Regions from separate parts of the Homo sapiens genome. Here region 1 is linked to region 2. A link is a contact called in ENCODE Hi-C or POLR2A ChIA-PET data. All regions are on one chromosome and are shown on one strand. The core of a region is the stretch at or near the end of the contact, and the rest is flanking DNA. Distances in the headings are between cores, read along the strand shown.

Region 1 (4,928 bases), core at 1,823-4,322, 34 kb after region 2:
AGGGCAAGTCCCTGCCCCTCCTTTGATTATTTTGACTGTTGTCTACTGAAGCATTTCCTTTAGAGGGTCTCTATGCTCCCACTGCCACGCACCCTCGGCCCCAGTGGTGTAGACAGCAGGTCTTCACTTGTTGGCTGAAGGATGGAAAACTCTGAGAGGGCTCCCCGCTCTGAATCCACCGGCTGCTGGCCAGGACCTTCGAGGGCTGCTCTGACCTCATATAAGTTATGAGGCTCAGCCTCAGGAGTTTCTGCAGAGAGATTGGAGAGCTGGCTTTGCCCTGTGCTTCCACAAGGGCTCTAACTGGGCCCCTTGAGGCCAGTTCACACCCCACCCCTTAAGGTGCTGAGCTGGGTTTAAACTGAAGTCACTGCCACCCAGAGCTGCACTAGAGAGAACTTGCCAAGCCCAAGGTTGGTTAGCAGGGAAAAGCGAGCATGCCTGGAGCTCATAACCATCCGTGTTAAGAGCTTTACCTGCGTGGTCTCATTCAGCCCACAGAGCAGCCCTGATTGCCTCACTGAATAAGGATGGGAACCAAAGCTCAGAAAGGGTTAACATTTTGCCCAAGATCACACAGCTTTGAGCTGCCATTTGCTACAAAATCACACTGCCTACATTTCCCACCTCATCCAACTCAGCTGCCCAAATGTGGGGGTGGGACAGGACTCACAGGGAAGGAAAGGCCAAGTCAGGAGGCGGGGGCGTCTCTGGAAGACAGACACACTCCCCTGAGTCTCATTGCATGGGTAGTTTGTCCTCACAGGCTGCTTCCTCAGACTCCAGGCCCCAGACATGGCATGAGGAAGCAGGGCTGACTATGAGCCACATCTGTCTACCCAGATTCTTCTTGCTGTCCAGCCAGCAAGATCCCTCCTTCCCCAAGAGCCAGCCCCAGATCCAGCCTCAGGGGCTTGCCCCTCCCAGAACTATGGGCTCTCTAGTGGCCACATTTAACCCCTGGCCCCTCCTAGTGATATAGCTCCAAGTGCTGTCTCCTGTGGGTAGGGGGTGGGCACAGTTATCTATTAGCTGTGAGATTAATCATTCCCTGCTCTCCCTCACCCTGGAATCTCCCTGAATCATCACAGCTTGGGGCTGGCCCCTGGACATTTGAGGAGCAAGCCCACTTCTCTGGGCTGGGGATATAGAGCTCACCTTGCTGGAGGAAGGGGAGGAGAAGGTAGAGCAGCTGGGCTCATGCTGCTAAGGCCTTCTCACAGGCAAGGAGGAAGCAGCTCTCGGGGGAGGTTAGGACAGGCACAGGAGCTGGTGTCTCAGGGGTCCTTGGTCTGGGGAGGTGAACAACCAGCAAGTCAGGAGGTAGAAGGGCCCTACTGGTGGCTGCTGAGTGCACAGGGCCCACTTGCACCCTGGAGCCAGACGGCCTGGAACCAGTGCCCAATCGCATTATCTTCCCAGGCAGGAAGATGGCAGGGGCGTGGCTGCAGAGGCAGAAAGCTCAGATGCCAAGGAGGGTAGCTGGGTGAGAGCCCCGAGCCCCGGGGACTGAGGCAGAGCTGCAGGGCAGGGCAAGGACCACAGTGAGGCAGGCAAGGTGGCCAGGGCACAAAATGTGAGGCTCTGTGTCGGGAGCGGAGCGCTCGCACAGCCCTGAGAATGAGTGCTTCATTAAAGTTTGCTTCCTAGGCACCTGGCTTGCATCTTCAGTCCTGCTGCTAGAGAAGGAGCAATGGCTCCCCACCCCCTGAACCTGCTGCCCTAGCCTCCTAGACTAAGCAGGCCTGAGAGGTTGGGGGAGATGCGCTCTAGAGAGACTGGGGGAGCAGCCACTGAGACCTTTCCACACATACACACTGTGCTGGGACATGTTGGCCCACAAGGGAGATAAAGCACAGTGCTCACAGCCAGGCCATTCCTGGTCAGGCCCCCAGCCCCAGAGCCCCAGGAGTACCACTCTTGGCAGGCCTAGACGGGGAGAAAATTAGGAGTGGGGTTCCTGACTACCATCCCCCACCAGTGTCTGGGTGACCTTGGCTGGTCCTTTCAGTTCTAATCAAAAGCAAAGCCTCAGTTTTTCTGTCTCTAAACTGGGGAGAACCACATCCTTGCTGCTGCTCTCTCTGGAGTGGGGGTAGAGAGGGAGGCTGGGAGGCCTCTGCAAAGCCGGAGTCTCCTGCCTCCTGGCTGCCAGGCTGGTCCTGCTCTTCGGCCAGATTAAAAGAATCTCCAACTTGGGGCCCAAAATAGGTAGAAATGAGGCAGGCCACAGGGGCCCCCCAAACACTTCTGAACACTGCCCAGTACCCCAAATCCCTCCTCTTCTAGCCCAGGATTTCTGATCATTCTTCGAAGCCCAGTTCAGACCTCACCTCTCTATAGAGCAACCCCCCACCCCAGGCCAAGGACTAGTCTCTCTTCATTCTGCCATCTCACCTCACCAAAAGCACTTAGGACCCTGCCTGGCGTGCAGCAAATGCTCTTTGTCTTTGTAATAATTTCTTGCAGTGCTCAGAACTGAACCATAATCTTTGGTTCGTACTCTAGTGCCATCACTGACCCATCATGGCTTTCTTTAATTGTTTAATTATAATTTATTTTCAATAATGTAATGAATTTCCATTAACTGACCACCCAATCTAAAAACCCAAAAGTTTAGAATGTATGCTCTTACCCTCTTCTCTCCCCGATCTTCCCACCCACCCTCCAAGAAGAAACCATCCTCTTGAAGTTTGTGTTTATTATTATCAAATAAATGGAAGACTATAGGTACCCAAAGAGGCACGATGGCTGGTAGATTCTTCAACAGAAGTAGCTGTTTTACCGATCAAGCTGCAACACTCTTGAGAGCAGTGTCTGCTTCCTCTTTTGCTGCAGCTTGAGCAGCATGGGGCTGGCCACACCACAGGGTTGGTGGAGACTACTTGAGGCACCAAGAGCAGGAAGGGTGGGGCCTGAGTGCCAGGCGGCAGGTGGAACACAGCTCCAGGAATAGGGAAAAGGGCTTCGCGTTCTAGCTCACTGCACCTGGACAGGTGCCTGTGTGACTTCGGCCCTGCCCTGTGACATCACACAGTGTTGCCCAGGTGACCCAGCTAGGTGGAAGAGCTTATTGTTTTCCAGGCCTGGGCAGAGACAGGGCCCCCCTGCCCCATCTCTCCACCGTCCTAGGTGTGCCAAGAGTCAATTGCCTCATTGCTGACCCTGTCCAGCTGGCCATGGCCCTCAACCCCCAAGGCCCTTCCACCCACAGACCATCTCGCTGCTGAGAGATCCAGGACCTGCTCCCACCTGGCCACCCTCCCCCTCCCCCCACATCCAGGCCCCAGGGCTGGTGTGTGGCACCCCTGAGACCACATTGACCTCCATACTGTCTACTACCCATAAGGACTCCAAGACGCCCAGGCCAGCTGTCTGGGCAGGACTGATTCCTGATCACCCACTGATACCAAGTACTCATCCCCAAGATTGTTAAACAAGGCCAGACACTCCTGGCCTCAAGAGGATGGGACTGAAAAACAAAAAGGTAAGGCCAGGGGCATGGGCCATGCACCTGCATGAATCCGTCCCTCCTTCAAAGTCCTTCCTTCAAAGTTTTGTTTGCTCCTTAATCATGACAAAAGCTTCCCTTCCCTGGGTCTCAGTTTTCACAGCTGTGAAATGGGGAGTGAGGTGGTCTCTGTGGCTCTCCCAGGTTAGCTGCCCTATACTCTTGGGCCACACGGGAACTGGAATGCAGTGTACTTGCAGGTGTTGTCAATGCTGACCACCCTTACCTGGTTGTTTCTGCACTCTTATTGCTGGGGTCACACAGTCTGAGAGCCCACTGAGATGGTTCATTACCCCTGTCCAAGATCTCCCAGGAGATTCCCAGGCTGCTGGCTTGGCAGCCCTGATGCCCCCATTGCCCCCATGCTCTCCAATCCCTGGCCCTGATTTTCTGGGGCCTAGGCCCCTGTCCTGGAACACAGATGCTTGGGTCTCTGAAGAGAAGGGATTTTTGTGTGTTTTGTTGATCACCGTATCCCCAGCACTCAGAACAGTGCCTGGCACATAGTGGGTGCTTAATAAAAAGCTGTGGCCCAGCAGCAGGGCTCTGTCAGGAAGGGACTAGAATCTCAGTGTGATGAGATGTAAACAGTTGAATGTAAGGGACCCCTTACCTTCCTCTCACTAGCAAGGCTGAGCCCCTGCCCTAGATGGTGTTAACCCACAGGGATAGCAGAAGGAGCTGAGACCAAAGGCACACAGATACTTGCAAATGGGGGATACCCTCTTTGTAGTTACACTCAGGTTGAATAAGCCAAATAGCTGGGGGTGCCCAGGCCCTAGTGTGATTTCCACTTCATTACTCTTGATTTTGATGTCTCTGGTTCCTGATGTTCTCTGCCCACAGCTGCCCCCCACCCCCTGCAGACTCTGCCCTCCCCATTAAGCCTCTTTCTGTAATGCCACACACTCAGAACCGGTCACCAGGTTGACCTGGCACCCTAAGCTGCCAGCTGGTCCCCACCTGCCCCACAGAGCTGGATTTGGGGATCTGGGGAGTGTGCGTGGGAGTCCTGAGGAGGAGCCAAGGTTGCTTTGATTAGTAGCTTTGAGAAGCGCTTTTGATAGCTGGGTAGAATCGCCTATAAGGATGCTCATCATGGCCGGGGGTGGTGGCTCACGCCTGTAATCCCAGCACTTGGCGAGGCCGAGGCAGGAGTTTGAGACCAGCCTGGCCAACATGGTGAAACCCCATCTCTACTAAAAATACAAAAATTAGCTGGGTGTGTTGGTGCACGTCTGTAATCCCAGTTACTCAGGATGCTGAGGCAGGAGAATCGCTTGAACCTGGGAGGCAGATGTTGCAGTGAGCCGAGATCACGCCACTGCCCTCCAGCCTGGGCAACAGTGTGAGATTCTGCCTCAAAAATAAAAGGACGTTGGCCAGGCCTGGTGTCTCACTCCTGTAATCCCAGCAC
Region 2 (4,856 bases), core at 2,323-4,822:
CAGAGCCCTGGGATGCTCTGCTGGGTCAGCTCGGTCTGTCCTGCTCGCTTTCTCTCAGGAAATCCCAGCGGGTGAGCGGTGGGAAAGAAACCAGTCACTTGGTGGAGAGGCAGAGTAAGTCAGCTCTGGGCAGCTTCTTGGCCAGGAGACCAGCCTCTTCCCAAAGTAGAACTGGGATCGTGAGTAGCAGCCACACTGACTCCAGTGTCAGCTCCCCACCTCCAGCTCCAAGGCCTCTCACTCTGGTGCGTAGGGCAGCCCTCCCTCTCAGCCGGCATCTCCCCGCATGACTAGGTCCCGCTCCACCTTTACACCTGGGCCCGGCAGGGACTTGGAAAACTGTCCCTGGAGTAGTTTGACCATTTTCCTATGGACCTTACCCCAAACCACCCCTACCCCCAGAAATGCCCTCCAGGGCCCTGCCTGGGGGAGCCTCTGGCCCTTTCTGTATCACCTGAGGTCCCCATCTGACCTCTCAGCTCAGTGTGAGGGGTCAGATGGGGATCTCAGGTGGCATAGAAATGAGCAAATATTTGGCTAGTGGCTTGTGGCCCCACTTTTTGTGCCATGGGACAGGCAGGATGGCACAGACATAAAGACCTTGGAGAGGGTGGTGAGCTTGATCCTGGGACAGGCACAGCAGGTGCTGAAGGATGCAGAGGAGGGAGAACTTTGGGCAAAAGGAGGTGGTATCTGATTGGAGTTTAAAAAATGGTTAGTGGCTGGGAGCAGTGGCTCACGCCTATAATCCCAGCACTTTGGGAGACTGAGGCAGGCAGATCAACCAAGGTCAAGAGTTTGAGACCAGCCTGGCCAACATGATGAAACCCTGTCTCCACTAAAAATACAAAAAAAATTAGCTGGGCGTGGTGGCACGCACCTGTAATCCCAGCTACTCGGGAGGCTGAGGCAGGAGAATCACTTGAACTGGGGAAGCGGAGGTTGCAGTGAGCCAAGATCGCACCACTGCACTCCAACCCGGGCAACAAGAGCGAGACTCCATCTCAAAAAATAAATAAATAAAAGTTGGTTAGCATCTCTTTAGGCAAAGAAGGGGAGAGGCAGCTCCAGGTGGAGGGAAGTGCATGAGGAAGCAGAGAGGCAGGCGACAGGCAGCGTGGCTGGGGCTGGGCAGGCCTTCCAGTTTGATTGCAGCCCAGAGGTCAGGTGAGATGAGGTTACAGCAAGCATGGGAGGCCCCAGGAAGCCACTGAGGGTGTTTGAGCCATTGAATGTTCTGGATTTTAGGACATTTCTGTGGCTGACTCCACTGCCATCAGTGTTCATCCACCCCAACTCCAGCCTGAGAGTGCTGGGGCACTGGGCACTCCGGAGTTCTTCAAAGCTCTGATGCAACATGTCCCCAGGGTGTCTGACTCACACAGACAGAGGTGAACCCAAGTTCATTTCCTTGGGATTCCCCTGAGCTCCCAATTTTCTGCTCCCACTTTGAGGGCAGGGGGATGGCAGGCAGCTCAATTGGTTTGGCTAAGTAAGTAGATTCAAACAAATCTCTTTATTCTTATGGATGTCATGCCCTGCAGTGGGAGAAAGAAGCTGAATCTTCTAGATGTCACCCACATGAGGGACTGGACTCCCCATCACCCAGTGCCTGACATACACACAACTTTATTCTGAGACAACAGCTATAGACCACAGCTACATTTACAGGCACCTGGCCCCCAGCCAGTGCCCAGGCCCTGAGGCTCCCAAGGACACAGCTTCAGATTAGAGCCTTCACCTAGGTCAGAAACCATCCTCATGGGTTCCTGGGCCTGTCCTCATTCTGGTCTCTCGCAGGCCACACATACACAGCAGGATATGTGGAGCCCACAGGCTCTCGGTCAGTCAGGCAAGATGAGTGGGGAGCACGCCCTTGCTGACTGCAGGCTATTTTCCAGGTGGTCAGAACCCTGAGTCCTCCAAACAACAGCTCCTTCCCCGAGGCCTGGGTGGAGCCTCTGTCCCTGCTGGATGACCCAAGCCCAGCCAGGCCGCAGCCCCAGCCCCTGGGGAGGCACGCAAGGATTTTTCCTTCTCAAGTTTCAGGTTTTGATGGAGAACAGATGTGCACACATCTGGCTCGGCAACCCCCAGCCTCACCTTTCTACTTCTCCAAACCGTCAGACAGAGCAGGGAGATAAGGGATGGGGCCAGGCCTGGGAACAACAGGGGAGAACTGGCTCTGGGTCCTACACAGGCAAGACATCCTGGCAGGAGGTGGGGGACACAGAAGGGGCCCAGCTCCTCCACCAGGGTGCCCAGACTAAACCCCGGTAGAATGGACCCAGGCAAAGCAGCTGTGGCTGGGTTCTCAGGCCACCCTGGGGCGGGCTGCCTTCCTGCTCCCACCCTCACCTGGGCTGGCCTGAGCACTTCTGCTAAAGGGAATAGGCTCTCCTCATCCTCTGAGACCATCCAAAGACAACAAGGGTGCTTGTTTCCTCAGTGACTTCTCACCAGGCTTTCTCCCTTTGGTTCTCTGCCTTCCCCGAATCCCCCAGCCTGCCCAGAGAACTTGACACTTGGAAACACCACACCCAAATGCTCACCACAGAGACCAATAACCCCTTGAAGGGAGGTCTGCTTGCCTCAACTGCTCTCAGCAGCTTCTCCATCCTGGCTATGGGCCAGAATCACCCAGGGAGCCATCCCTGCAGATCTGAATCATCTGTATTTTTAACACGTCACACATCATACCTAAGGTGACCAGCCTTAGGTGTCTTAACAGCAGGGTGAGGGATGTTGTTCTCATGTAACAGAGGCAGAGACTGAATGAACCCCAGAGAGGCTGTGACTTGCCCAAGGTCACACAGCAAATGAGTGGCAGAGCCAGACCTAGCAGCCCCTGCCCAGGAGCTGCTCCCTGGCCAGTTGCAACCTCTGCCATCACCCCATTCTGATGGCTGACAGAGTGAGGTGGGGTGGTTCCACACTTACCCCTCTGGCTGGAGCTCCTCGCCCCCCTGGGGCTCATCGATGTACCAGCTGCCATAGGAGTAGTCCTCTGTGGCCCCGGGGGAGGTCTGGTTCCCTGCTGGCTGGGACGACATTCTCTGGCCCTTCTCCTTTGACCCCAGGCGAGAGAAAAAAAAAGCCACTACAGATGTGAAAAGAGGCTTAAAAGAGAAAAAAAAAGAAAGAAAGACGGAAAACCCAAACAAAGAAACATTTCTCTTTAATCCTGAAGGTTACTTTCTTACTTTTAGCTCTCTGGGAAAAGCCCGTCTGGGACTGAGGGCCTGAGCAAGCTGGCACGGGAAGAGGACAGGGCCTCTCGTGTCCCCTCCTCCCTTCCCGCCCATCGCACTGGTCCTGCAGAGATAGCTGTCCCCTTGGGGCCCCGGGGCTCCCGCTGGCGCATCTGTCTGACCAACCACCAGCAGGCGTGTGTTCAAAGGACCATTTTCAAAGAAGGCTTGTCCAGTCTGAGCTGCCTAAAGAGACGCCCCTTCCTTCCCCTTTCCCAAGCCCACCTAGACAGACCCACAGACACACCAGAAGGGAGGCCCAGGGAGGAAGGAGTTGCAGAGATGAAAGGGTAGGCAGCCCACGGCCAGCTCCGCACTGCCTGCCTGGGCCCTCCCAGCTGGGCTCCCTTGAGCCCCTCCCCCAGCCTCAGCCTGCCCCTTTCTGGCCCCTTTGGGCCTCGGTGATGGAAATACACCATAATCCTTGACAAAGCCCCCCTCCTGGGGGAGGAGGCCCCAGCACCATTGGCGGCCTGAGCCCTGCAAGGGTGTGGCCAGGAGCCACCCCCACCCCCGCACCTGACTTCACACACATACCTGCCTTCAGCGCCTGCCCCAGAGCTCCCAAGCCCCTGCCCGCCACATCTGCAGTGCCGCACACAGACAGGAGACCAGCATTACAGCAACAACCGAGTGAGACGGACCGCTGGGGCTGGGCTGGGGCGGAGGCAGGGAAGGGGAATCTGTCCGTTTCTTCTCCTAGGGTTTCCATGAAGGAGGCAACATGTGTCTCATTGGTAAACCCTTTTTGTTCCTACAAGTTGATTTCACAAGGAGATAACTCACCCCCACAAGGCGGAAATTAGCTCTTTAAACACAAACCAGACCCACGGGTAGGCAAGAGGAGCCCCGCCTGCCTCCTGCTCCTCCTGGAGTGAGGTTGAGGGTGAGCAAGGGAAGGTCTGGGCCAGGGAGGAGGGCTCCTCCGCATTCTCCCTCCCCAGGAGCAGGACCCTGCCCCAGCCTGGAGGAAGGGGCGAGAGGCAGAAGAAGGTAGAAAGCAGTTCTCAGGCCACTGTCCCTGGTGGAGGTTTAGGCCCCTAAAACTGTGAGGGTCTCTGTCCTTCCAATACCCTACAAGGGGCTTCGGCTTGGACCCTGTCAGCTAAGGCAGTCATTCAACAGCTTTTTTAAGAAGACATTATTCATTTAGTCTTTTAACTTAAATTTATTGAACACACACTATGTGCCAGCACTGTTCTGAGCCCTGAGGCAGGAGAGATGACAGTTCAGCGGGGACACAGCCAGATAACTAAATCCCCTCCAAAGTCTGAGGGTTACAAAGGGAATCACAGGTTGAGCTGGTCTGTACCATGGGAAACCAAATTTAGTCCAAGAGCATTTGGGGATGGGGGGAGATTCCTGAAGAAAAGAACCTTTCCGTGGTGATCTGAAGGGCAGGGGAAAGTCCGCTGAGCAGAGGGTGGCAGGCTCAGGATGGGGATGGGGGTGGGGGAAAGTGTGTTCCCCACAGAGGAAACAGCACGGGTGAAGTCTCAGAGTAGACAGGGCTTGAAATCCTGGAGGCTCTCTTTCAAATTCCCAAGCCTGCAGGGCAGGATTAGGGGCTGAGCACCCTGCTAGCCTGAGTTCCTCCCCCTTCTT

Evidence for each region. Hi-C counts contacts between places; a loop is a spot of excess contacts on that map. ChIA-PET counts read pairs that join two places held with the same protein, here RNA polymerase II (POLR2A). Pooled maps may share reads with other maps.
Region 1: a loop to region 2 is called in a map of Calu3, with 2.3 times the contacts of the local background. The contact joins the promoter of CCDC33 here to the promoter of STRA6 in region 2. A Hi-C loop is called at or near these places in 5 of 168 maps with a recorded cell type or tissue (Calu3, DLD1, HCT116 and 2 more) and 4 of 50 pooled maps. POLR2A ChIA-PET finds 5 or more read pairs at or near these places in 14 of 52 experiments (A549, AG04449, AG04450 and 10 more).

Annotation. Positions count from the first base shown.
Region 1 is chr15:74,233,254-74,238,181 of GRCh38, forward strand. It overlaps CCDC33 (coiled-coil domain containing 33), which reads left to right and starts at 3,073. Exons shown (of 19, transcript NM_025055.5): 1 at 3,073-3,487. The coding sequence starts at 3,467. It overlaps LOC105370893 (a long non-coding RNA gene), which reads right to left and starts at 252. Exons shown (of 4, transcript XR_932459.3): 1 at 93-252. RefSeq lists an enhancer at 764-1,360.
Region 2 is chr15:74,199,215-74,204,070 of GRCh38, forward strand. It overlaps STRA6 (signaling receptor and transporter of retinol STRA6), which reads right to left and starts at 3,573. Exons shown (of 19, transcript NM_022369.4): 1 at 3,499-3,573; 2 at 2,941-3,068. The coding sequence starts at 3,053. It also overlaps a transcript of CCDC33 not described here. RefSeq lists enhancers at 672-1,307, 1,308-1,941, 1,375-1,434, 3,734-3,903, 3,845-4,478.